Regions from separate parts of the Homo sapiens genome. Here all the other regions are linked to region 1. The links are chromatin loops, found by intact Hi-C in ENCODE. Cell type or tissue: PC-9. All regions are shown on one strand.

Region 1 (8,000 bases):
GGACGCAGTTTAAGAGAGGGAGTATTATCATCCTTGCTTCAAAGTTAAACCATCAACTAAATTTCTCCCATGGTTAGCTTGGCCTATGCCCAGGAATGAGTGAAGACAGCCAGCCTGGGAGGCTAGATTGGGCCAACCATGCTGGACTTCTCTCACTGTCATAATCTTTGCAAAGGTGATTTCAAAAGTCATAGCCTCAAGGTCTCTATGATCCTCTTCCTCCCCCTCAACCCTGCCCTGTCTCTCAGCCTTATGTCTCTCCCAAAGCACAGGATGAGGCTTTACTCTGATATTCCCTTATCTACTTTAAGACCAGACTTGCCAAAGGAAACACAGTTGCCTTCCATCCCCTCCCTAAAATCCAGAAAATAAGATTGAGAAATGCAATCACACTTGGAAAGACTTTTTCACAAGATAATGTCTGCGCCTCTGGCTCATTCAAATTATGAAGAGAATAATTTACAAGTTAATTTCTGTCTCCCATACTGCCCTTCAAAAAATCATTTACTACTCCTTAAAATTGTTACACCCCATCTCTGCTTCCCTTAGGAAGAAGGGCATATAAGCATCTAGACCTCACTGGGTTATTGAGCAATCATTCTGCGGTTTCCATGTGCTATGCATGTTAAATAAGCAGCATGCCTTTTCTCTTACTAATCTGTTTATTGTCAGTTCATTTTCAGCAAACCTTCAGAGGGTAGAAGGGAAGCTTTCACCTGGCCCTTACACCCTGAAGCCTGTTTCAGTCACTCATTTGCCTGGCCTTTGGAGATGCTTACACTTGCATTCTCTGGTCTGCATGATGATTTATTCTTTTTTTTTTTTTTTTTTGAGACAGAGTCTTGCTCTGTCTAACAGGCTGGAGTGCAGTGGCACGATCTCGGCTCATTGCAACCTCCGCCTCCCAGATTCAAGTGATTCTCCTGCCTCAGCCTCCTGAGTAGCTGGGACTACAGGCGCCCGCCACCACGCCAGGCTGATTTTTGGTATTTTTAATAGAGACAGGGTTTCTCCGTGTTAGCCAGGATGGTCTCTATCTCCTGACCTCGTGATCCGCCCCCCTTGGCCTCCCAAAGTGCTGGGATTACAGGCGTTATTCTTTTTTATAGTCTAGATCTTGTCATTAATATGTCAATACCAACAATTGACTGCTATGGATTGATTCAGTGTGTATTTGTTAGATTATGTTTTAGATCATAGTGAAAACCACTTGCCAACCCTGAAACTCTCTTTTTCTGTAGAAGTAATGGCTAATGTCCAATTATGAATGAATTGAGATGTTTTACTTTTAGCCTAATTGTATGCTTAGTCATAATTTATATTCTGAACTAAAATGGTAATCTATCAGAAATACTGTTGAATGTGAAAATTTTTCTTTTTTTTTCCTAGGATTAATAATGTTTGCTGGGCTTGTAATTTTAAGATCCTTTTTATGGACAAAGATCTTAAGCAAACAGGATGATCCTTAGGTTGACAGCAGAACAGTTAATGGAGACGTACTCTACTACTTTGTTGTTGACCACTGGCTATTTGGGGAACAGTGTCAGGTGGATTTGGCATGGCTATTAAAATAATCAACTTAAATAAAAAATACATCCCAATATAATTCCCTTGTAGTTCTTTTAGTTGGATTTGAAACTGTTCCACAACTGAAATTTGGAAAATCAAGTTATATTGAAGGTGGAGGGAGGAATGGTTGGCTGAATTTAAATGACAGATTTAATTGTTTTGTTTTGTTGGAGAATACTGTCTATAAATGTCTAAGAATTTGGTGTTAGAAGTTTGTACACTATTCTAAAAAGAAGGAAATAGAGGATCAAACTTACAGTTAACAAACTATTTGCAAAGAAAATATCTCTTAACACCCTAGAAAGGCAAAGAAAATTAATGTGAACACACCTAAGGGCAATTAACACTTATAAAATGAAAGTACATTATATTGACAGCTTTATCTTTTTTGTTTGCTTTTTTTAAAAAATGAACAGAGCTTGAAGTGTTAATTTTAAAAATCAGGGCTGGGCACAGTGGTTCATGCCTGTAATCCCAGCACTTTGGGAGGTCGAGGCGGGTGGATCACGAGGTCAGGAGATCTGAGACCATCCTGGCTAACACGGTGAAACCCCACCTCTACTAAAAATACAAAAAATTAGCTGGGGGTGGTGGTGGGCGCCTGTAGTCCCAGCTACTCGGGAGGCTGAGGCAGGAGAATGGCGCGAACCCGGGAGGTGGAGGTTGTAGTGAGCCGAGATCGTGCCACTGCACTCCAGCCTGGGTGACAGAGCGAGACTCCATCTCAAAAATAAATAAATAAATAAATAAATAAAAAAAATAATAAAAATCACCTGAGGGTATTTTAATGTTTCTGGTAAAATTACTGATGCTCATGATGGCAGCCTTTCTGGCACTTTTCAGTTTACATGTTTGGATTTGTAGTCATGCCTTGCTTAACTATGGGGATACGCTCTAAGAAATGCATCATTAGGCGATTTTGTCGTTGTGTGAACCTCATACAGTGTACTTATACAAACCTAGATGGTATAGCCTACTATACATCAATATCAAAGCTATATGGTATTGTGTATTGCTCCTAGACTACAAACCTGCACAGCATTTTACTGTACTGAAAACTGTTGGTCATTGAAACATAACAGTACCCAAATGGCATTTGTGTATCTGAACATATATAAACATAGAAAAGGTAAAAATACAGTGTTATTATCTTATGGGGTCACCGTCATATCTGTGGGGTCACCGTCATATTATATGGGGTCACGGTCTGTCAGTGACCAAAATGTCATTATGCAGTGCATAACTATACATACAAGTGACATAAATTCTGTGGAGAGAAGTTTTAAGCACATTTGTGAAACAAGCTACAGAAGAACTTTTGTTTTACATTTTTATTGTGTATTTGGATGAGGGGAATAAACTGCTGACATAATTTGCTGATGATTCAGAATTGGCTATCAGCAGAATTATAATCCTGGCGAAGATGGAGGAAAAAATATAGAGAGACCTCCTGTGACAAAAAATGAGTGGAAAATTGTCACAAAATCACTTTTGGTGGTGAGGGGTAAGGGGATTGCCCCTGGGGAAAAATAAGTCATTGGATCATGCGGGTTGAGAGAGGCCGAATGAAGAGCACCTGAATGCTCTTGGCTGTCTTACCCAGCCCCAAATCCTCACTCAACACCCAGAAATGGGAATTATCTCCTTGCCAAGATGGGGAAACTGAGTCTCAGATGGATCGACAAACTTGGCAAGGTCTATAAGCAAAATAATAGAGGATGTAGGAATTCAAACTCATGGCTTCCAGGCACCAAAGTCCTCACTGAGAAAAACAGGGTGAACATAGAAAAATGACACTCTGAGAGAGAGACCCATTGAAAAGAAGTGGACAGTGAGCTTGGGTTTTAAATGTGATTCACTGACCAGCTGACTGAGAGGAAGTTTCAAAAGGTCTGTAGCACAGTGGGCTGAGGGACACTGCAATTCTTCTCCCTTCAACTCCCAGAGACTAAGTCCAGCAGTATGGGCTTCAACCAGGGGCACTTTGGTACCAGAAGGATACAGGCTGGACAGATTCCAATAGAGCAATAAAAAGAGTAAAGGAAACAGAGATTTATCTGTCGAAGGATGCATGAGTCCAAGCACTTGTAGCTTGCATTAATGGGGAGGAGAGGACGATGGATGGCAACTCTTTGAAGTGTGTGTCTGCATTTAAGGAGTGATTAGCTTATAGCAGGAGTACATCCAGGAGTGGGAAGTGACGAAATGTGGATGAGAAACCTCTAAACTGATAGCAGAAAATGGTTTTTGGAAGAGTTACAGGGCAACTCCTTGAGGCTCTGATGTTTTTCACTTTTCCTGACTCACTTGTTTTCCAGGAGTCCCAGTGTCTCCTGAGGAAATCCCTTTCCCATTCAGCCGGCAGCTGCAGCAGGTGGGATGGGCCAGACCAGCCCTCTGGGGATGCTGATCCCAGGGAGCATCCAGGCCGGAAGGTCCAAACGGGCAAGTGACTCATTTGCTTTTCCTCCCTTGGTCATGTCTATGACTCATACACTTTCATTCAGTCCCAAGTATGAGAAAGGAACATCAAAAAGTCCAAGATGTTATCAAATATTTGATGAAAAAGAAAATTCCCCTCTCATATGACCCTTACAGAAAATGTTTATTTAGTCTTTTCATTTTGTTGACATTTCTTTGATTTATCAACATTGAGAAGGTACAGTGAGGAGAAGGAAGGCTGTTAAGTGAGACAAAGGAGGGTTAGGATGGCTCAGTCATTGCTCCCCCGAGGGAGTGATCTAAGCTGCTCACCCACAGACAGAAAGGGTAAATGGGCTAGCTCTTCATTAATAAGAAAGGACTCTTCGTTTGAGTAAGTGAGGAGTATTTACAGTGCTGTGTTTGTAATCACATGGTGCCTGTGTATAGATGGCTGGGAGACAGGATAAAGGGATGGGTGATTTAAAAGCATCAACTTTGGTATCAGATGGATCTGGAGTGGAATTATGGATCTGTCACTTATTAGCTGTGCAACCTTCAGCAAGATCCTTGAGTGCTCTGAGACTTAGCTTTCAGATCTATAAAATAACAATTATAAAAAAATAGCAGCAATGATAATGCCAACATGTCTATCATTGAGCTTCTACTTTGTACCAGACATTGATCTATGGATTTTACATATATTATCTCATTTTATCTTTCCAACAAACCAAAATATGGGTAGTACTATTGTCCGCATTTTATAGGTGTGGAAGCCGAGTCACTGAGGGCTGAAGGAACTTGCTCAAGGTCACGCAATTAGAAAGGAGCAAAATATCTTCCTCCTCAGATTGTTATGAGGCTTACTCAAGGTAAAGCAGCTAAAGAGATTAGTTCCCTGTAAATGTACAACAGTATATATGCTTACTTTTTCTTTTTCAAACTAAAGACAAGGAAGGGGGAATTCCCTTTCTAATTGTCCCAATTGCTATCTCCTTTTTTTTTTTTTTTTTTTTTTGAGATGGAGTCTCACTCTGTCGCCCAGACTGGAGTGCAGTAGCGTGATCTCGGCTCACTGCAACCTCTGCCTGCCAGGTTCAAGCAATTCTCCTGCCTCAGCCTCCAGAGTAGCTGGGACTGCAAGAACATGCCACCATGCCCAGCTAATTTTTTGTATTTTTAGTAGGGACGGGGTTTCACCATGCTGGTCTCGAACTCCTGGTCTTGTGATCTGCCCGCCTCGGTCTGCCAAAGTTCTGGGATTACAGGTGTAAGCCACAGTACCCGGCTGCCATCGACTTTTTTAAATAAGTAAGTGATTCTCTCTGCTATCAACGTCTGCTATCAATGCACAAGTAATTCACAGTATTCTTTATTTTTTAACACAAAGTTTTCAAAATTCATAGAGATTATTTGTAAGACAGCTGTGAGCAACATCTGATACTAGGCTAGGACATATCCCTCCGCTTTGTTCAAGAAACTGCTCTATACTTTTAATCAACTAAAATAAACATGTGGAAACCATTGAAAGCTTATTTTCTGTGAACTCGTTCACAAATATAGGGGCATACTTCAGAGTAAAATATAATATCTTCTCTACACATGCATCACGCAAACATGCATGCATGCACACACACACAACGTAACTCAGATGTTCAAACTGCCTTTGAAAGTGGCGTTGAGCAAAGCTGTCTTACCTAGTAGTGTTGCTATTCATCTTGGTTGGTGTATTAGACTGTTCAGGCTACCATAACGAAATACCACAGACTAGGTAGCTTAAGCAACAGAAACTCACTTTCTCACAGCACTGGAGGCTGAAAAGCCTCAGATCAGGGTGCTGGCCAATTTGGTTTCTGTTGAGGGCTCTCTTCATGGCTTGCAGACAACCACCTTCTCATTATGTCCTCACGTGGCCTTTCCTCAATACATGTATGTAGAGACCTTTCTCTCTCTCTCTTCCTCTTCTTATAAGGCCACCAGTCCTATCAGATTAGGACCTACTCTTACAACTTCAGTCCGTCTTAATCACTTTCTAAAAGCCCTATCTCTGAATACAGTCACATTAGAATGTAGGGTTTAAATATTTGAATCTCGGGGGTACAGAGTTCAGTGTATAGAAATTGGCTGAGGCTGGATTGTTTTTTATGCTGGGGCCTATGTATCTCAGAGAATCATTTATTAATAATTCAAATTTTCCATGTGGTCATCTTTAGAACAGTAATTGCCAAAGGGCTGTGAATCAGGTGTTTATTGTAGAACATGAACAGATGAAATGTAACAGATAAGGCTCCCTTGGTAAAGCAGAGTCTTGGAATACAGGGTGGTGGTGTTCTTTCTAAAAATAAGTCTTGGTGGCTATTGTGCTGCTAATACTGAGGGCATTTTAAAACGTAAACAGGGCCTAAAAGTAAAAGCTAGATCTGGAAAGGAAAGGGACTATTCTGCAGAAGGAACACATTCTTTCCAAGTGGTTTGCATAATTTCCTATGTCGCTTTCATGTTAGAGAAAACACATAGGTATTTTGGATGACTATGTAGACCAAGTTTTCATATCATCTCAGAAATATCACTGGGGCTGGTTTGGTTAATTGAAGAAGGCTTGTTAACTTTTCTTTCATGTGTAATTTAAAACTGGAAAATATGAACGTGCTATTTTCTTGCTTTCAGACTTTGTTACCTTCTGCCTTTGGACTTAGGCAGGCTCAAGCGGTGTATGTATATATGTCTGTATGTGAGTGGAGCTGGGGGAGTGGGGAGATGGGAGGGGTTGGACAAAAAAAATTAGAATTTGTCAATTGTAAAAGCCCTGGTAACATTCAGCTTCTTGTGTTCAATATAGGGCCTATTTATTAGGCTATTGTTCTGAGAGAGGATTTTCAAGAACAAATTTAAATCTCTCCTTCAAGAAACCAAAGGCCGGCCGGGCGCAGTGGCTCACGCCTGTAATCCCAGCACTTTGGGAGGCCGAGGCGGGTGGATCACGAGGTCAGGAGATCGTGATCCATCCTGGCTAACACGGTGAAACCCCGTCTCTACTAAAGATACAAAAAAAAAAAATTAGCTGGGCGTGGTGGCAGGCGCCTGTAGTCCCAGCTACTCAGGAGGCTGAGGCAGGAGAATGGTGTGAACCTGGGAGCTTGCAGTGAGCTGAGATCGCGCCACTGCACTCCAGCCTGGGTGACAAAGCGAGACTCCATCTCAAAAAAAAAGAAAAAAAAAAGAAGCCAAAGACCAAGACTGAAGACCCTATTGGTTCTCCCCATAGAGTAGAGAAGCCTCATGCTTCTCAGGACAGTAAGGCTACGGCTTCATGGCGGAAGGGTAAGTAATAGGTTTCACCCTATCTAGAGTAGAGTAGTACTCATGCATCTCTGGATCTCCACCAGGCCCTGGCCAGCCTGAGGGAGAGACTAGATCACCAGTTCACCAGCACCACAGTTCCCCAGGTGGGCAAGGATCCCTGTGCCAGAGATTCCAGCAGCTAGAGGACTCCCCCTGCACCTCCAGGAGGTCATGGAAACCTTAAGCTACAACCACCTTCTCCTCTCCCTCTTTTCCATTCACCACTTTAGGGGGAAAAACAGATGGGGAGGGAGAGTGGTGGGAACAGGAAAGGAAGGAGGAAGCCTTCTAGAAGGCTGAGAATTTGTGCCCAGGAGTAACTGTGACTCAAAGGCACGGTTTACATGACAAGTTAAGGCTAGGTCCGAAATCAGATAGGGCTAAATGTTAAATTTTTAAAGGTGTGCAACAGAAATGAGTTATCTTGTCAGATTAGTTATAGGAAAAGAAGCCACATCTTACATTCTATCTAGCTGTGCTTATGGACTGTAGCATGAGTGGATTTTGCTTCATTTGCTTCTTGTTTCATGAATGGCTAAGTGTGTGTTTATGTGTGTGTGTGAGATGTGGTAGGTGTGGTGGGGAAAGGAATAAAATATAGTTTCACTGGGAACATACTCAGTCACACATGAGTCCCACTAAAATGAAATTGTAGAAAACATCCCAAA
Region 2 (8,000 bases), 79 kb after region 1:
GATCTTTGACCCCAAGAGTGATGTCAATGGTGCCTATACCCAGCTTCCAGGCAGACGGGAACTATATTCCTCTTCTATATTTCTTCTTGCTCCATGTCCACAGATGTAGTTTTGTATTTCATATTTGTCCACTCAACTTTGCTTCATAAAAGTTTGAGATGTCTTACAAAAATGCAGTTAACCAAGCAAAAGATAATAACACTAAAATAAGTGGAGAAAATGAGCCAAGGAAAAAATTAAAATTGCAATTTATTTCATTCAGAGCCCAAGTTAGTTTATAGCAACCTCAACTCACTTTGATTTTTTTTTTCCATTTGTAGTTCCTCTCTTTCTGTGCTTCACAAGGTTGTTCAACTTTTAGTGTTCTTGTTACGTTCTTTAGGAGAGGAAATGAAGACCCCGAAAGCTGCAGGTTTGAAGAGGTTGTTGGACGAAGGAGGTCTAGGTGGTGAGGGGATTGATGAGATGCTGTGCAGTTACCTGATAAAAAGACTGGAGACAAAGACTCAAAGAACTAGGGCTCTTGTCCCTCTTCAGCCACTGACTGGCTGCGACCTTCACTCAAACACAAATCTCTCTTGGCTTTATTGTCCTCAGCTGCCAGTGGGGAGGTTGTCCTCATGGTTCCAAGGTTTCATCCAACGCCAGCATTTTCTGATTCCGCATGCTTTTTTCCTCTGGGGGCATCAGTCACCAGCTCCCTCTGGAGACATTTTACAGCTAATATGCACACCAAGCCAGCTGTTAGTGCTATAACTGGGACATTCCCAGAAGGCTAATTAGCCTGCTCCCCTGGCTCAGAATAATTACTCCACAATATTCACATGACTCTTTTACACCAGGAATTCATCTCCTGTAGAGGGTCTCACAGATGTATCTTACGTATAAAAGAGAAGAAACAGCAAATGCATTCCATAGCCAAGAGCAAATAGCCTCTATAAATTGCATTTTCCAGCAAATATCCAAAAAAGTTAGCACAGAATCAAAGAAACTAAACTGCTCTCACCCAACTGTCCTCTAGTCCTCCAATTTTCTGGTGCCACTCCTTTTCCCAATAACCAAATAAACCTACCTAGGCCTCCACTTGGCACTGACTGCACATTCAGGTATCTCCCAGTTACATCTGTACTCCATCCGGAAGATATTCTAGTTGACATCTCATACTCCTTGCTCCAGCTCCTCCCTGGCTCTTTGGTCACCCCAAATGTTTCATTACTTGGCCTGCCTTGCAGCTCAAAGTGATCTCAGCTGTAGTGGCCAACAGCACAGCCTTACTGAAGGCTGGGGTGTGCCGGAGGGGAACTGTTTCCCAGCATCCAGGAAACAACTCAAAATCAGGATTCAGGCCTAGAACTACCCTGAGAATCCACTGGCCAAACACCATCAAGGGGAGCCTCTTACTGATTTTCTGTCTTCTTGGTCTAGGTCTGCTGAACCCACTTCCAGAAAAGAGACCATTCTCCCATCACTCTGGTCCTCTGCTTCACTCGACATGGCCTCCAAGGCCCTACATGGTTGAATCTCTGCTCTCCTCTGAAAGCTCATCTCCTACTTGTCTGTCCTCGGTCCAGGCCCTGCAGCCACCCGGGCCTTTGGTAGTTCCTAGAGAAGCCCTCTGCCTTCTCCCACCCCAGGACTTTTGCACATGTTGCCTGCAACACTCTCCTTCCCCTTCCCTCCATCTATTATGTACTTAATTCCTATACTTCCTTTAGCTGTCATCTCAGTTACCCCTTCTTCTTGGAAGCCTTTCTGATGGCCTGCACCTAGGTCAGGTTCCTTTGTTACATGCTTGCACAGAACCATATTATTTCCTTCTACACTTTTAGCAACACATGGAACTAGCAAAAAATAGATTTTCCTCAATGGCCTCACAGGTCTTGGGTCAAATTCTAAGCCAGACATTAAATCTTGAATTCCTGCACTTCTCCCCCTACCCAAGCAAATCAAAAAGGCAGTGGATTTCCCCTATTCTTCTGCCATATGATAATACTTTGTATAACCCAGTGTTCCAAATGATCACATTTGAATTGATTAGTAGATTCCCAAATTACTGTAGTTCAACTGTCTTTCTAACATTTATGTTCCTAGAGCTATAAAAGAAATGGAAATTGTGGGAAAATCTCTGCACATCTGGATAATTTGTTTTTACCTTCCAGTGATCCTTCAGAACTCTAAATCTTTCATTTTACACATTGAAGGAGTTTATTCACCAGCATGGAAGTTTTGCATAAAATAAAATTCAATTTTAATTTTTATAATTATCACTGTTTTAAAAAAATCCTTCCTTTTTACATTTTTTTATTATGAAAAATAGAATAATATAACAAATCCCTAAGTACTACTATCTTCATGTACCCATCAAAATTGATCAATGGCCAATCATGTTTCATCTATACTCCCACTTACAGCAACAAATTACTGCTTTTTCAAATAGCCTATTTATCTCTAAAATAGATTGCTTCGTTGTTTTAAAGCATACTGGGAAAATTGAAATTTGGCATCAGTTTGGGTTCCTGCATCTATATCCACCTATTGAATCTAGAATGGAATAAAAAGTTGCATTGTAAAGTCTACTAGCTCAAATCTTAAATATCTGATATCAGTCAAAATGTCAGGTACTCCAACATGTACATGGATTAAGTATAGCTCAGAGTAAAGTTTGTATTGTTTCCCCTTTAAATCGAGAAGCAAGTTTGGGTAAGATCTTTAACATCATAAAAACAATTCAAGACAATTTTCTTTAAAAGAAAATTACACTGCAGTGAGGTAGTTCAACTCGCCCTGTAAATTCTGAAAAGGCATTGATTAATAATAATACAGTCTGAGTCTCTTAAAGTCTCCTTCTTTATTAACTGGCTCTTTTCCTCTGAAAGTAGAGCCTGGATTAATATTTGTTGATAAAAAGCCTGAGTGGACCGGCGGTATGATCGAGATTGAATCTGGGCTGACACTCTTGGTTGTTTACCAGACAAGCACACCCCTTCTGTCCACTCTGCTTGGGCACTGAGCCAAATGGTGTTAGGGAAATGCAACTGCTCCCCTGGGGCAGGACGGACTCAGACTGTGGGAGTTGCTCAGTGTGACCCCATTCCCCTGCACCGTGATTGGTGCAGAGGGACTGTGTGATTCACTTTGAGCCAGTTAAATGTAAGGGGAAGTATACTGAGGCGTCTGGGGAAGATTTTGTCCCAATGATGGATGGAGAGAAACTAGGAAGGGGCACTCTGACCCTTGCCTTCTACCTGGAATGCAGTTGCTGAAGAGATGGTATCGGGAGCTGTGGCAGCCACGTTGTGGGAGACAAGACAACTCTGACTCACTGAGGACTGAGCAGTGGAACAATGGAAAAAAACCTGGCTGCTTGATGTCCTTAGCAGGCCTCTGAATAGACCTTACCTCTAGATTTTTTGCTGGGTGTAGAGAAAACAAACTCCTCTATTATGCACATTTCCAGCAGATACAGCATGTATCTAAACAGAATAGCAAGGGCTGGTTATACTGGTGTGGTTAGAGTCACTTCAATCTAATTCACTGAACATTTACTGAGCACCTACTATGTGCCAGGCTCCGTGCTAGACATTGGGGAGCTAAATGTATAAAAGAAGTAGTCTCTGCTCTCAAAAACACCTATCTAGTAAAGTTTAAAAGAAAGGCATGAAACTTCCAGGGGATATTTCCTTGAAGAAATAAGACTGCTGTGCTCCAAAGTGGTGGATTTAGTGTCCACGGATTGGTAAGGGTGCCTGGGTAAGAAGTCACCTCTCTCAGAAATAATAAAATCACACATAGAAGCATCCTATAAGAAGGCATATATGCTTCTCATCCTATAAGAAGCATAGCTGACTGACAGGCATGTACAAGCTCAGGAGCTCTAGGAAGGGCTCTGACCCTCTCCTATTGCCTACATTCCACACCTGGAAACTCATGGCTTTGGCTTAAGAATTTGTCCCTTGCTAAATTGCAACTACCCCTGAGGAGCAACACATATTTCTTCTATCATTTAAAAGGAGAATTAGCGCTCTTGTGAAGGTTCTGGGGACCTGAAGAAAGGTGGGTGGAAGTGGAAGGAGAAGTGGGCACCAAAAAGGAGGTTGGGGACACTAAGGTGATCCACATTTTAGCTCAGGGCCTGCTCTGAGCCAGCTGAAATAAACCATAAAAGGGCAAGTGATTTGTGATTTTTCTGACCATTCCATCCTTGGCCTGGTTTTTCTTTTTAAAAAGGTTTATGGAAAATGGAGACACACCCAGAGGGTGTAGAGGCTTTCACATAAAGATCCAATTGGCCTCTCTAGTGTGGAAAGCAAGTAGGGTAGAATCAGGAGAGAGAGACCCCATCCTGCTATTCATAACTCTTCCGAATAGCCCTCCAGGGAAACAATGGAAGGAGAGAAGCCCTTTGAATTCCAGTCACTACATTGGAAAAGCATAATTATGCAAAATATGTAAACAAAAATTAGCCAACTGAGAGGGATGCTGGAGAGTGGTTTCACTACAGCTTGAGGTTTAGATGAACACCCCTAAACCTCTGAAGACTCTGCCTTCAGAGCACTGCAAGAATGTCCCCCCACCCACACTTCCTCTGTCCTGACCCTTCCTTTCTTGCCTGTAGCCCTAATTTCCTGGCATCTCCTTTTGTTTCCCAATGAAGCTCAGGCCATTGTCTGTTCCTGGACTATCTCCTGGGCATTCTCGTCTACAAAGGGTTTCAGCTCTAAAGTTTGAACTAATCATTGCAACCAAACTGAAATACAGAGAAGAAACATTTCAATATATGAGGATGAGAACAGCATTGCTCTGTCTATGCAAAGTTTTGCCTGAATTACCACAGGTCCTCAAATAACATCTTTGTTCAATGTCATTTCATTATAAGGTTGATGAAAAAACAATTGCTTTCTGGCCAGGACCACTGTCTTTGTGGAGCCTGCACTCTCTCCTCATACCTGCATGGGTTTTCTCCAGGTCCCCTGGTTTCCTCCTAGTACCAAAGATGTGCCCGTGAGGTGTATTGGCATGTCTATGGGGTCCCAGTCTGAGTGAGTGTGGGTGTGTGTGAGTGTGCCCCGCAATGGGATGGTGTCCTGTCCGAGGCCGGTTCCCACCTTGCACCCTGAGCTGCTGGGACAGATTCTGGCAACTCCTTAACTCTGAACTGAAAGAAGCAGGTAAGTATCTCACTTGTTTTTATTAACCTTTCTTAAATGCATGTATAGATCACATTTGTTTCGATGTTTAATATTTAGAAGTGTTTTGATCGGCCAGGCGTGGTGGCTCACGCCTGTAATCCCAGCACTTTGGGAGGCCGAGGCGGGCGGATCATGAGGTCAGGAGATCGAGACCATCCTGGCTACCATGGTGAAACCCCGTCTCTACTAAAAATACAAAAAATTAGCCAGGCATGGTGGCGGGTGCCTGTAGTCCCACTACTCGAGAGGCTGAGGCAGGAGAATGGCGTGAATCCGGGATGTGGAGCTTGCAGTGAGCCGAGATCCAGCCACTGCACTCCAGCCTGGGTGACAGAGAGAGAATCCGTCTCAAAAAAAAAAAGAAAAAAAAAAAAGAAGTGTTTTGATCTTTTTGTTGTTAAGAGACAGGGTTTTGCTTTGTCACCTAGGCTGGAATGCAGTGGTGCAATCATAGCTCACTGCAGCCTTGACCTTCTGGGCTCAAGGGATCCTCCCACCTCAGCCTCCTGAGTAGCTGAGACAACATATATGCACCAACACCCAGGCTAATTTTTTAATTTTTATTTTCTGCAGATGAGTTCTCACTATTTTGCCCAGGCTGGTCTCAAACTCTTGGCCTCAAGAGATCCTCCTGCCTCGGCCTCCCAAAGTGCTGGGATTACAGGCATGAGCCACCATGCCCAGCCTGTTTTCATCTTTATTTAGAAGTTGGAGATGTTTTTGTGACCAGAAATAGGCCATAGGAACTTAGCTGTTGTTTATATCAATTAGCCTACAGTAAGACTGGTTTTGTTTTACATCATTTTGCTTAAAATCAGTTTCCAAGAACATATCAATAATGTCAATGTTAAGTGAGGACTTACTGTTATCTCTATCAGAATAGTGAATTTTCCGTCTTTGGCCAGTGAGGAATCTCTGACCTCTTTCATTCGTTTTCTCCTTTAAGCATTTCTTGAGTTCCTACTATGTGCCAGGCAGCAAGATGAATATGGAAGGCACAGTGGTGAGCCCTATAGGCACAGTGTCCCCTCTTGAGCCACTTTTATTCCACTGGGGAAACCACTGAAAAAGTGTCCTAAGTGTTATAAATTGAATTCTTGGAATGTACATCAGGGAAACCCCAAGGAATGGGTGATGCACAGTTCTTCTTAAAGAAGCAAGAGGTGACATCATCAGGAGAAGATAGAAAGACACTGGATGAACAAAACAACAGCATCCAGCAGCTGTAGTGAGTTGAGACCATAAATGTGGACAGAACTAGCTTAGAGCCTCCAGTGGAGGAGATGACCAGTGAAATAACATTTGTGATGAGGCAGGGCTTGGCTGGGCCATAGGCAAAAGAGGGAGAGGATGAGATGCTCATCTCAGCCTTGAGGGAAAGTTGAGATAGGAACAAGCACAGTACAGTGGAGGATGACCAAGAGGCAGCACAATAGAGGCCCAGAGCTAATGTTGGGCAGCAGTGGGAACTAACGTGGCATGGAAAAAAGTTTTTTGCTTGCAAAAAAATGTTTCTAATTCAATTATTCATAAGTTATGTGAGTCTCCCCAACTGGCAACTGGTCAGCTTACTTGTGAACCAAGTAAATTTTAAGATTGTTAGGTTTGGGGCATTTTATTTAGATGACTGTCTAATAGCGTTTATCAGTGATTTCATTCCCACATACCATTGTACCTCTTCACCAGGCCAATAGATCAATAACCTTAGGCTTTCTCTCTCTCCTCTGTGAGACAGCAGAGGGAGAGAGGGGTGGGGTATCCCAGAAGGAGTAAAGGACTGATCCCTCACCCTGTACAGGGAATTCTGCAGCCATTCCTACCCAGCCTGGTCTCTGGCTCTAATTAGAGAAGTCGTATCTTTCATAGATCTGCCTTTTAAAGGTACATAAACAACACTGCCCAAGGCCATTAGTGCATTTTTAAAAAGCTAAAAATGCAGAAAATCCTCGAAGTATTTTATAAGTAAGTACTCAGAAAAGCTTGATGAACACCAGAACTTTCAGCAAGAAACTCTGCTTCACCCCAATGCTAATATGCCTTGCTAAGAGATCCCAGACTCCAGCCTCCCCAGTGGAAATGCTTGTGAAGTCTGTGCATTTTCCTGTAATACATTAAGAGGTCTACCCTGCCTGTAGGTGAGCTAAAGCTAAAGCTTAAATGCCTTAATTATGCTTAGGGGGCACCAGGCAAGAAGAGGAAATGGCTCTTAAAAAAACCAATGCTGCCTCCCTACTCTCCAGCCACAAAAAGTATTTTGCAGTTAAACTGCATTACAGAGATGTAACTTTACCAACCAAGTATGCTGGGTCTATGGGCGCTTGGTTTTCTTCCTGCCCAGGACTTTTTATGGCCTAGTGATTTTCTAGGTCTCTTGCTATGTGAGGTTTAAAGTCAATGGACCTTCTTAAATAGGTTGGAAGTGGCTTGGGAGGCAGAGATAGTAGTGGTGATAAAGGAACTGAGAGGGAGGATGGGAACTTGCCCTGTCCCTGCAAGACTTCTCCCAGACCCAGGACACTCTCCATCCCTACATTGGTGGTTAGGGAATGTGTGTTAGTCTGTTCTCACACTGCTATAAAGAATACCTGAGACTCGGTAATTTATAAAGAAAAAAGGCTTCGTTGGTTCATACTTCCACAGGCTGTACAGAAAGCATGATGCTGGCATTTACTTGGCCTCTGGGGAGGCCTCAGGAAGCTTTCAATCATGGCAGAAGGTGAAGGGGGAGCAAAGCACTTCACATGGCTGGTGTGGGAGGAAGAGCAAGTGCGGGGAGGTGCTACACATTTTTAAACGGCCAGATCTCATGAG
Region 3 (8,000 bases), 180 kb after region 1:
CTGTTTTTTTCCACTGGACAGCAAGCTTCTCAAAGAGAAGGACCAGATTTGTCTTGTTCATCAATGAATCTCCAGCGACAGGAGCTGAATACATAGACTGAATTGACTGGCCCCCTGTATAAGTTCTCCCTTGGCTCTGCGCTGTTTTGCTCTTCTGCTCTTCTCCCGCTTCTTCTTTCCTTCATTGGCCTCCTCCACCATTTCTTAAGGTTTACCTTGACCCCACCTCTTCTTGTTTGGTTTGTTCATGAACTCCTGTGAACTCAGCAGCCTCCTCTTGAGGGCTGAGAGCTACGTCTCTACCCACCTACACCCTAGGGCCCAATATCCAGCCTTCAATGCCCATCTTCTATTTTATTGTGCTTGCCAGACATTTCCATCAGGAAGGTCATTTTCCCCTAAGCCAGCTTTTCCTCCGGATTTCCGTATTTCTCTTGATGGTATCTTTCTTTAGTCATTTAGGCTTGACATCTCGGCACCATTTTTTACTCCAATCCTCTTCCTTTATTCAATCAGGTAAAAAGCTACATAGTAGCTACACATTATCCTCTGCCATGGGTCTTCTTCAGAAGCATAGCCCCTCTTTCCTGGATTATGCAAATAGCCGCTTAACTGATTTCCTGACCTCAGCTTCTCCCCACCATGCTCCATCTTTCTGTCACTGTATTAGTTGACACTGTATTCTTCCAGTGCTCAAACACCTTTAGTGGCTCCCTACTGGCAACAAAGTAAAGTCCAAATTCCTTAGCCTGATAATCAGGCCCCAAGTTACCTTTCTGGTTGGCCTTCTATTATTGCCCCATCTGTAGTCTCCATGTTCTAATCCAATATTTGTCATTCCCCTCTGAGCCTTCCTACCTCTGATTCTTTGCTTCTGCCATTTTCTTCATCTGCAATGCCCTCCTCCATCTTTGTCTGACAGTATATCAAGAACCACTCCCAAGGCTCCCTTTTTTATACATTTTCCTTTGATTCTGTCCAACAAGAATGACTGAATGCCATGCCTATCTTTTATGTCACTTTTCTCTGAATTTCAGTTATATCTATACCTATGTCTTTTTTAGACCATATTCAAGTTCTATGAGGATTTTTAAAAAAAAACTATGTCATAACAATTGTTACTGCTTCAATGCATGAATACCCCCATGCCCACATGTGTGTGTGTGTGTGCAGACACATACACACGCACACACACAGAGGTAGTTAAAAGTCTTTAACAAGGGCTGTAAATAATTGTCCTCAAGGCACTCTACGGAGAACTCACTGACACCCATGAAAGGATGGAGCAAGTTTATGTTACACAGATGTCAGAATAATGTTGTGGCTTACTCTCTATGGAGCTTGGACCTCTAAATTAAACTGAAACAACCCTTGTGATCATCCTCCCAGCCGTGATTTAACTGCAGTCCCTCATGGAAGGAAACCAGTCTGGACCTAGAGGAAATCAAGCTGTTGTCTGAAAGGCTGGATGCAGGGGCTGAGTGAGCACAGGCTCTGTCAGTACTGATCCCAGTGAGCTTGTCACAGGCATCTGTTTCTGCGGCACGACATAGAGTATTTGCCAAAGGAAGTTGGGGACTTCTTAACCAGTGACAAATGGCTCTCTCATCTCTGAGCTCATGTGGCACTTTTTACCATTCATCTTTAGGGAACCAAAGCAGTAAACATGTCAAGTAACCATTGTAGTGCCCAGTGGCTAGAACACACCCGACCCATAGTAGACACTCAATGTTTCATTAAAGAAAGAATAAATGCATGGGCTTCTCTATTCCCCTCTCACCACGGGGAAGCTCATACTTCCAAATATTAGGATGAAGTGCCTTCTTACCTGGCCTTCTGGGACAGCTCACAGAACACCGGCAACCACTATTGCTTACCTGGAAGCTTTGTCCAGGCACCTGGCATCATAAGTCTCAGGCTCCATGGAAAGAGCCCACCTGGATCTGGAGTTCTGCATGGGGGGTGGGGGGGAAAGAAAAAAATGCTTTAAAATCAGAGAAGGCCTTGTGTTGCATCTCAGTTCTGTGACCTTAGACCTATGCCATCCAATATGGTAGCCACTAGCCACACGTGGCTATTTAAATCGAAATCAAATAAAATTAGATACAATTAGAAACCAGTTCCTTAGTAGCACTAGCCACATTTTCAGTGCTCAATGGCCACATAAGGCTACTGGCTTCCACACTGGACAGCACAGACATAGAACATTTCCAACATTGCTGAAAGCTCTACTGGGTAAGCACTGCCATAGACAAATCACTTAGCATCTTTGAAGTCTCAGTTTACTCATTTGTCAGTTGGATTGGATGGTAACCAAGGTTCTTTTTTCTGAAAATTTTGGAAAGTCTGGAATCCACACCTATTCCCTTCGAAGTGCTAGAATATGACTGGTTGACGAATAATTAGAATATAAAATGGCCAGAGAATAATGACAACAGAAGTTTAGCTACAAGCTTGGTGCAACAGTTGGAGAAAGGGGAGAAATTTGCTTTGACCTGGTACTTTGCAGACTCTCACTATGCTAAAGTCACACCTTGTCTTTCACCCCCTGCACTTATAGCCCCGCTCCCAAGCCCTTCCCCAGCCTCAAAAAATATATTCAACTCCTTGAGCCTACTCTCTGCTAGTTGGCTAAACTGATCAACTAAGTACCACTACATTTTAGTGTTGATGCCCAAAGGGTTCAAATGATAGCTTAGCATGCTGCAGGGCAAGAGCACAAGCCAGGATTTAGCAGAGCTCAGAGCTAGACCTTGACCTGTCACCATGCAGCTGGTAACTTTGGATAAGTCACCTGCTGGGGCACAATTTCTTCATATGTAACATTATATATAAGTCTAAGGACTTCAAGGTCATCCCCAAATCCAAGATTCTAGATTGTAGCATTAGGGTTTTCCATTGCACTGGCCAGTTTGCACTGGCCATGAAGGGATTAGCAAGATTGTCTCTAGAGTGATGAGGAAGGTCTCATAGAATAGGCGTATTCCCCTTCCCAAAGCCCTAGGCTAGGTAGTACAGTGCAAGCTGCCCTTGTTTCTAATCGAGCTCCCTCCTGCAGATGAGTCACTCAGCAGAAAAGGTGTGTCCAGGCGCCTGCCTGCCTCGGCTCATTAATGGAATTCCTTATATGGCACTTGTTTTTCTGACAGGCAATATGTTCTTGGAAATGAAGCTTAAGTCAGGTCTTCAGGTGACATTCAGAGAACATTTGCTTTGTTTTGTTTCACAAAATGTGGTCTCAAGGCTAACAGTCCTTTCACCAGGAAGTTTCCTCCTGGACATGTTCAGCTGCCACAGAAATAGTTCAGATTCAGGGCCAAAAGCAAGGGGCATAGTGTGCCCTACTCTCTCCCACAAATAATCCCATGTTCTCTGAAAAGAGGGCACCACGAAGGCAGAAGCCCAGACAACTGGAGCCCTGCTGTAGCCAGTGTCTCTGCCAGGGTGGTGTGGAGATGCAGAGTCCTGCACGTGGTCTTCCCTTCCTTCTCTCTCTTCTTATGGCACATGGGCTGCTGCAGTGCAGAAAGGCTTGGTGTGTCCATGCTGGCTGGACAAGGACAATGAGGGTATGGCCATATTCCCAGAGGGGAGTTTGGGTCAGCATGACCCTGTACAGTGAGGGTAGCTCACTCTGCTCACAGACTGAACACAGGACCTTCTGCCTGCGCCCCCACCCTCCATCTCTGGAGAATGCTGGCCTCTCTTAAGTCAAGACCGAGATGCCCCAGCCCCTGGCAATAGAAACTGTTCACCCTGCCTGCCTGAACCTGGAGTTTTCCAATACCATGCATGAGGGCTAGTTATGTGTCAGGGGCCATTTCATGCCTCACCGCATTGTCTCTGAGCCTCATGGTCACCCTGCAAGGTAGGTATTATTATCTTTCCTACTTTACCGATGAGAAGAATGGGGAGCATGACTTACCTATAGTCACCCAAACAGACAAGTGGCTGAGCTGGGACCAGAACTAGCTCTGGGAGGCTTTGGTACCCATGCTCTGGTTCTTTGAAGACTGGAGCCCTCCTAGAATAAATGAGTTTAAGGTTCAGCTATTAAGTTTGAAGAAAAGTCTAGGAAGGGAAATATATTTCTTTCCTATTGCTGCTGTAAGAAATTGCCACAAATTTAGTGGCTTTAAAAAACACAGATTTATTCTTTTAGAATTTTGGAGGCTGGAAGTTCGAAATAAATTTCAGTGGGCTAAAGTCAAGGTGCCAGCAGGGCTCATTCCTTCTGGAGGTTCTAGAGGAGAATCCATTTTCTTCCCTTTCTATCTACAGGCTGTCTGCATTCCTTAGTCATGTATCCAAAGGCCCTTTTGCCATATAAGGTAACATAGTTACAGGTTCTGGGGATTAGAGAATGGATACCTTTGGAAGGCATTTTTTCAGCCTCCCACAGGGGATTTCTCATTCACCTTGAGAAACATAAATAGTTGTTGAAAATGCATTTCAGTTACCTCCTTCACCTCTGCTCAGCCCTTTTCTCTTCCCCTTGGGTGGAAAGCAGGTCTGCAGAGACCCAGGGGTCCTGAGATGGTAGAAGGAGAAGACCCCACACAGAGGCGCTGGGCACATGCACCCAGGCCACTCCTTGCTCCTGTGCACTCTTTTCTGTGGGGGTGGAGGCAGGAGAGTGAGAGGTCAGCGGCCTAGGGGCTGATACATTAGCTTTCTCAACCTCCTTTCTCATATGAAGGAAGCCCCCATTTCCTCTAAACTGCTTCACTACGATGGCCAGAAAAAAGAGCACCTATTTGCTTTAAGTATGTATTTTGTGTCCCATTGCATTTGAAATATGTCCAGTTTCCTCCCATGGTCTTCACAAGGCCCTGCAAGATGAGCCTCCTGGCCACGTTTCCCGTCTCGACCCATGCCATTGCCTTCTTCCTCCCTATGTTCTAGCCACACAAGCATGGCTGACACAAGAGAATGCTCACAATTTCAGCAGAACCAGCCATTGTTTTTTTCTGGTACTGCTTGCTGATAAGACACGTGTGCAGTGGCTTAATGTGTCCACATATGTCAGAGTCTTGCTTTCCACAATGCTTAGACTGTCTTTGAAAACAGAAATGTTATCTAAGCAACCTAACCCCCTTATAGATTTTTTTAAAAGCCCACAACAAAAAAGCATTAAAGTAACTAAACCAATACCTTTAAGTCACTCAAGTTCTAGCTAGGGACTGTTAGAACGACTTCTTCCTTCAAAGCCTAATATATTTTGCAAAATTACTCCCTGTGTGGCAAGCAGGATGGTTAATATTATCCTTACTTTAGAGATGGCGAGACAGTCTCAGAAAAAGGAAGACAAACAACTTTTAAATAATAGTCCCAAGACTAGAGCCCAGTCTTTCTTTCTTTTCTTTTTTTTTTTTTTTGAGATGGAGTTTCGCTCTTGTTGCCTAGGCTGGAGTGCGATGGCGTGATCTCGGCTCACAGCAACCTCTGCCTCCCAGGTTCAAGCCATTCTCCTGCCTCAGCCTCCAGAGTAGATGGGATTACAGGCATGCGCCACCACACCCGGCTAATTTTGTATTTTTAGTAGAGACGGGATTTCTCCATGTTGGTTAGGCTGGTCTTGAACTCCGGTCCTCAGGTGATTCGCCTACCTCGGCCTCCCAAAGTGCTGGGATTACAGGCGTGAGCCACTGCGCCCGGCCGAGCCCAGTCTTTCTAAACCACCCCTCCTTCTGTGCTTTGCACCTTAGGGTACTTGAAGATAAAGGATAAGGAACACTGTGAAAAGACAAAACAACAGCGAGGTCTGCAAAATGATAAGCAACACAAATTGGATGCTGATAAAAAACTGGACACAATCTATAGATATATGATATATGATATATGATATACCACTATAGAGTTCAGCTTGGCGGGACCAGAGGGTGAGAGCTACTTCTGGGGAACCCTAGCCTACTTGGCTGCTTTCAGCCCGTATGTGCCCTGCACCCTTCATCCCTTTTCCTGCAATTTTTCTGTTTCTCCCTCCAACTCCACTCTGACTCAGACGTCAGGAGACAGCAGCTGAGGCCAGTGGGAGATGAGAAGGGGAGGAGGGGGCCAGAAACCATCTCTTCTCTGTGCCCCACCCACCCTCATGGCCCTTCTATATGTAGTTGATTAACTTTGCCCAGGTCATTCTTGGAATGCCAGAAGTTGGAGGGCAGGAAAAGAGGCATTTCTTCCAGAGTTTTCAATGGACGGGTCTTCCTAAAACATTTGCAGGGGCACCAGAATATAAAGTTTTAGGCTCAGGCCAGTAGTAAAGTGTTATGTATGCATGTTTTATTGCTTGTTTGCTTATTTCTAATGACCAGATCTTAGAGGAGAACATGGGCTCTGCTCTCTGACCAATGGGCTCTAACCCCCATACTATCTTGGCCAGGTCACAAACTTTTTGAGCCTTAATAGTCTCATTTGTACAACTGAAGTAATAAGAATACCCACCTTTCTGGGATTGTAAAGAGGATTAATTAAGATAATGTATGATGCCGAGTAGTTTCTCAATAAACTAGAGTTATCATTGACTTCACCGTGCCTGCCATCTTGAATACAGTCTTTGATCAACAGGTGAATGGATGATACATAAAATAAGGTTATATCATTGCATCCATGTTGCAGACATGAACCAGAGCTCTGGAATCCAAGAAAAGTTTTGGCATTCCACTCTCCCTTCTCAAGGATGACTTTAATCTTCAGAACCCATGTATGGATGCTCATTGTGGGTAAACGTGAATTAGCAGTAACAAATCACGAAGCTTCCAGGAGGATCCAGGAGTCCTTTTTCTGACCAGGCTACAACCATTAACAGGTCTCAAACAGCATTAAAAGAAATAGGCTGGAATAGAAAATACCAATAGTAAGGGTATTTTTTTAGCTTTTGTTTTTTTCATATGAAATTAAAATATAGTAGAATTTAATTTACTATAAATTTATAGTAAATTAAATTCAGTATGCTGTACTCATGTATACATATAAATATGCAAACATAAATACTTATATGTATTATTTTATTTATACTTATTTGTATTTATGTTTGTGTATTTATATGTATACATGTGTATAGCATACTGAATTTAATGTACTATATAGTTCTTACTTTGGGTTATAATCCAAAAACTTTCAAAGATGCTGTTCTTGGTATAGACATTGCCTTTGCCCAATTTTCATAGAACAATAATTACTGTGGATTGTCCACCTCGTGACTATTTTTGGACTGTGTGTTTTAACAGAGCAACACCAAGAGTGAATATGAGAATCTAGGGTTTGGGGAAGACTCATGTTCTCAAGCTGCCTGCCTAGGTCATCCCCTGTTTCTTCAGGGAGCAGAGTTAATGGTACATTTTAAGCAATGGAGCCATTGAGTGAGTGACACTTGGGAGTTTACATTGGTGGGGGTATGTCAGTGACTGCTTGTGGGTGCTTCCGCTGCCCATATGTATGGTGCAGGCTGGACTTCAGGGAAATATCACGGAACACAATGACCGCTTACATTCCTTGCCCTGCGAACCACATCTCCAGCTCGGTCTCTGCCATTTCTGAGCTGTGTGTTGAGCCCTTCCTCTATAGGAGGAAAGTCTTCAGGGTAGGAAAAGAACCCTGTGGAGGAGCACAGGAGCATGCAGCATCCTGTGACTACCCCTCCTGGCAGAAAAACAATGGACTCTCCCAATGACGCCAGTGGTGATTCCTCACAGCACCTCCACTCAGAGATAAGTATTCATACTGGTTTGAATTAGACAGAAAATACAGGAATAATAAATAATGCTCATCTTTCAGGGACCATAAAAAAGGAGTAATTAATGTGAAATTCAGAGCCATTTGATGATGAGAAAGGATGAAGGCAGCCTTCCTGGCGAGACGATGTGGAAAGAGCAATGGACTGGGAGCCAGAAGGCCTGGTGTGCAGGAGCAAGTCTACCACTAACCAACTGATCTCCTGGACACACCATAGCCTCTCTAGGCTTCAGTGTCCTCATCTGTGAAATGAAGGAGTCAGTATA

The links. A loop is a pair of places that touch in the nucleus more often than their neighbours do. Peaks named below come from ENCODE experiments on the same cell type or tissue, not always from the same donor. Only the 100,000 strongest peaks of a DNase experiment are listed, where the experiment ranks them.
Region 2: it touches region 1 in a loop (4-fold over the local background); 3 of 110 quality-filtered maps call a loop at or near these places.
Region 3: it touches region 1 in a loop (6-fold over the local background); 2 of 110 quality-filtered maps call a loop at or near these places.

What each region holds. Positions count from the first base shown.
Region 1 is chr5:56,346,716-56,354,715 of GRCh38, forward strand. LOC105378977 (a long non-coding RNA gene) reads left to right here. Exons shown (of 3, transcript XR_948342.3): 3 at 3,888-4,347. Among named protein-coding and RNA genes, the nearest start is that of ANKRD55, 120 kb to the left of the region's middle. RefSeq lists an enhancer at 3,501-4,700. In PC-9, no CTCF peak of the experiment used is centred here; DNase peaks (open chromatin) are centred at 646 and 4,056; H3K27ac peaks cover 4,236 bases.
Region 2 is chr5:56,426,183-56,434,182 of GRCh38, forward strand. No RefSeq gene overlaps it. Among named protein-coding and RNA genes, the nearest start is that of LINC01948, 52 kb to the right of the region's middle. In PC-9, no CTCF peak of the experiment used is centred here; a DNase peak (open chromatin) is centred at 3,259.
Region 3 is chr5:56,531,205-56,539,204 of GRCh38, forward strand. C5orf67 (chromosome 5 putative open reading frame 67) reads right to left here. Exons shown (of 6, transcript NR_161255.1): 3 at 3,926-4,024; 4 at 1,878-1,951. Among named protein-coding and RNA genes, the nearest start is that of LINC01948, 53 kb to the left of the region's middle. RefSeq lists an enhancer at 2,997-3,549. In PC-9, no CTCF peak of the experiment used is centred here; DNase peaks (open chromatin) are centred at 3,087 and 4,347; H3K27ac peaks cover 2,228 bases.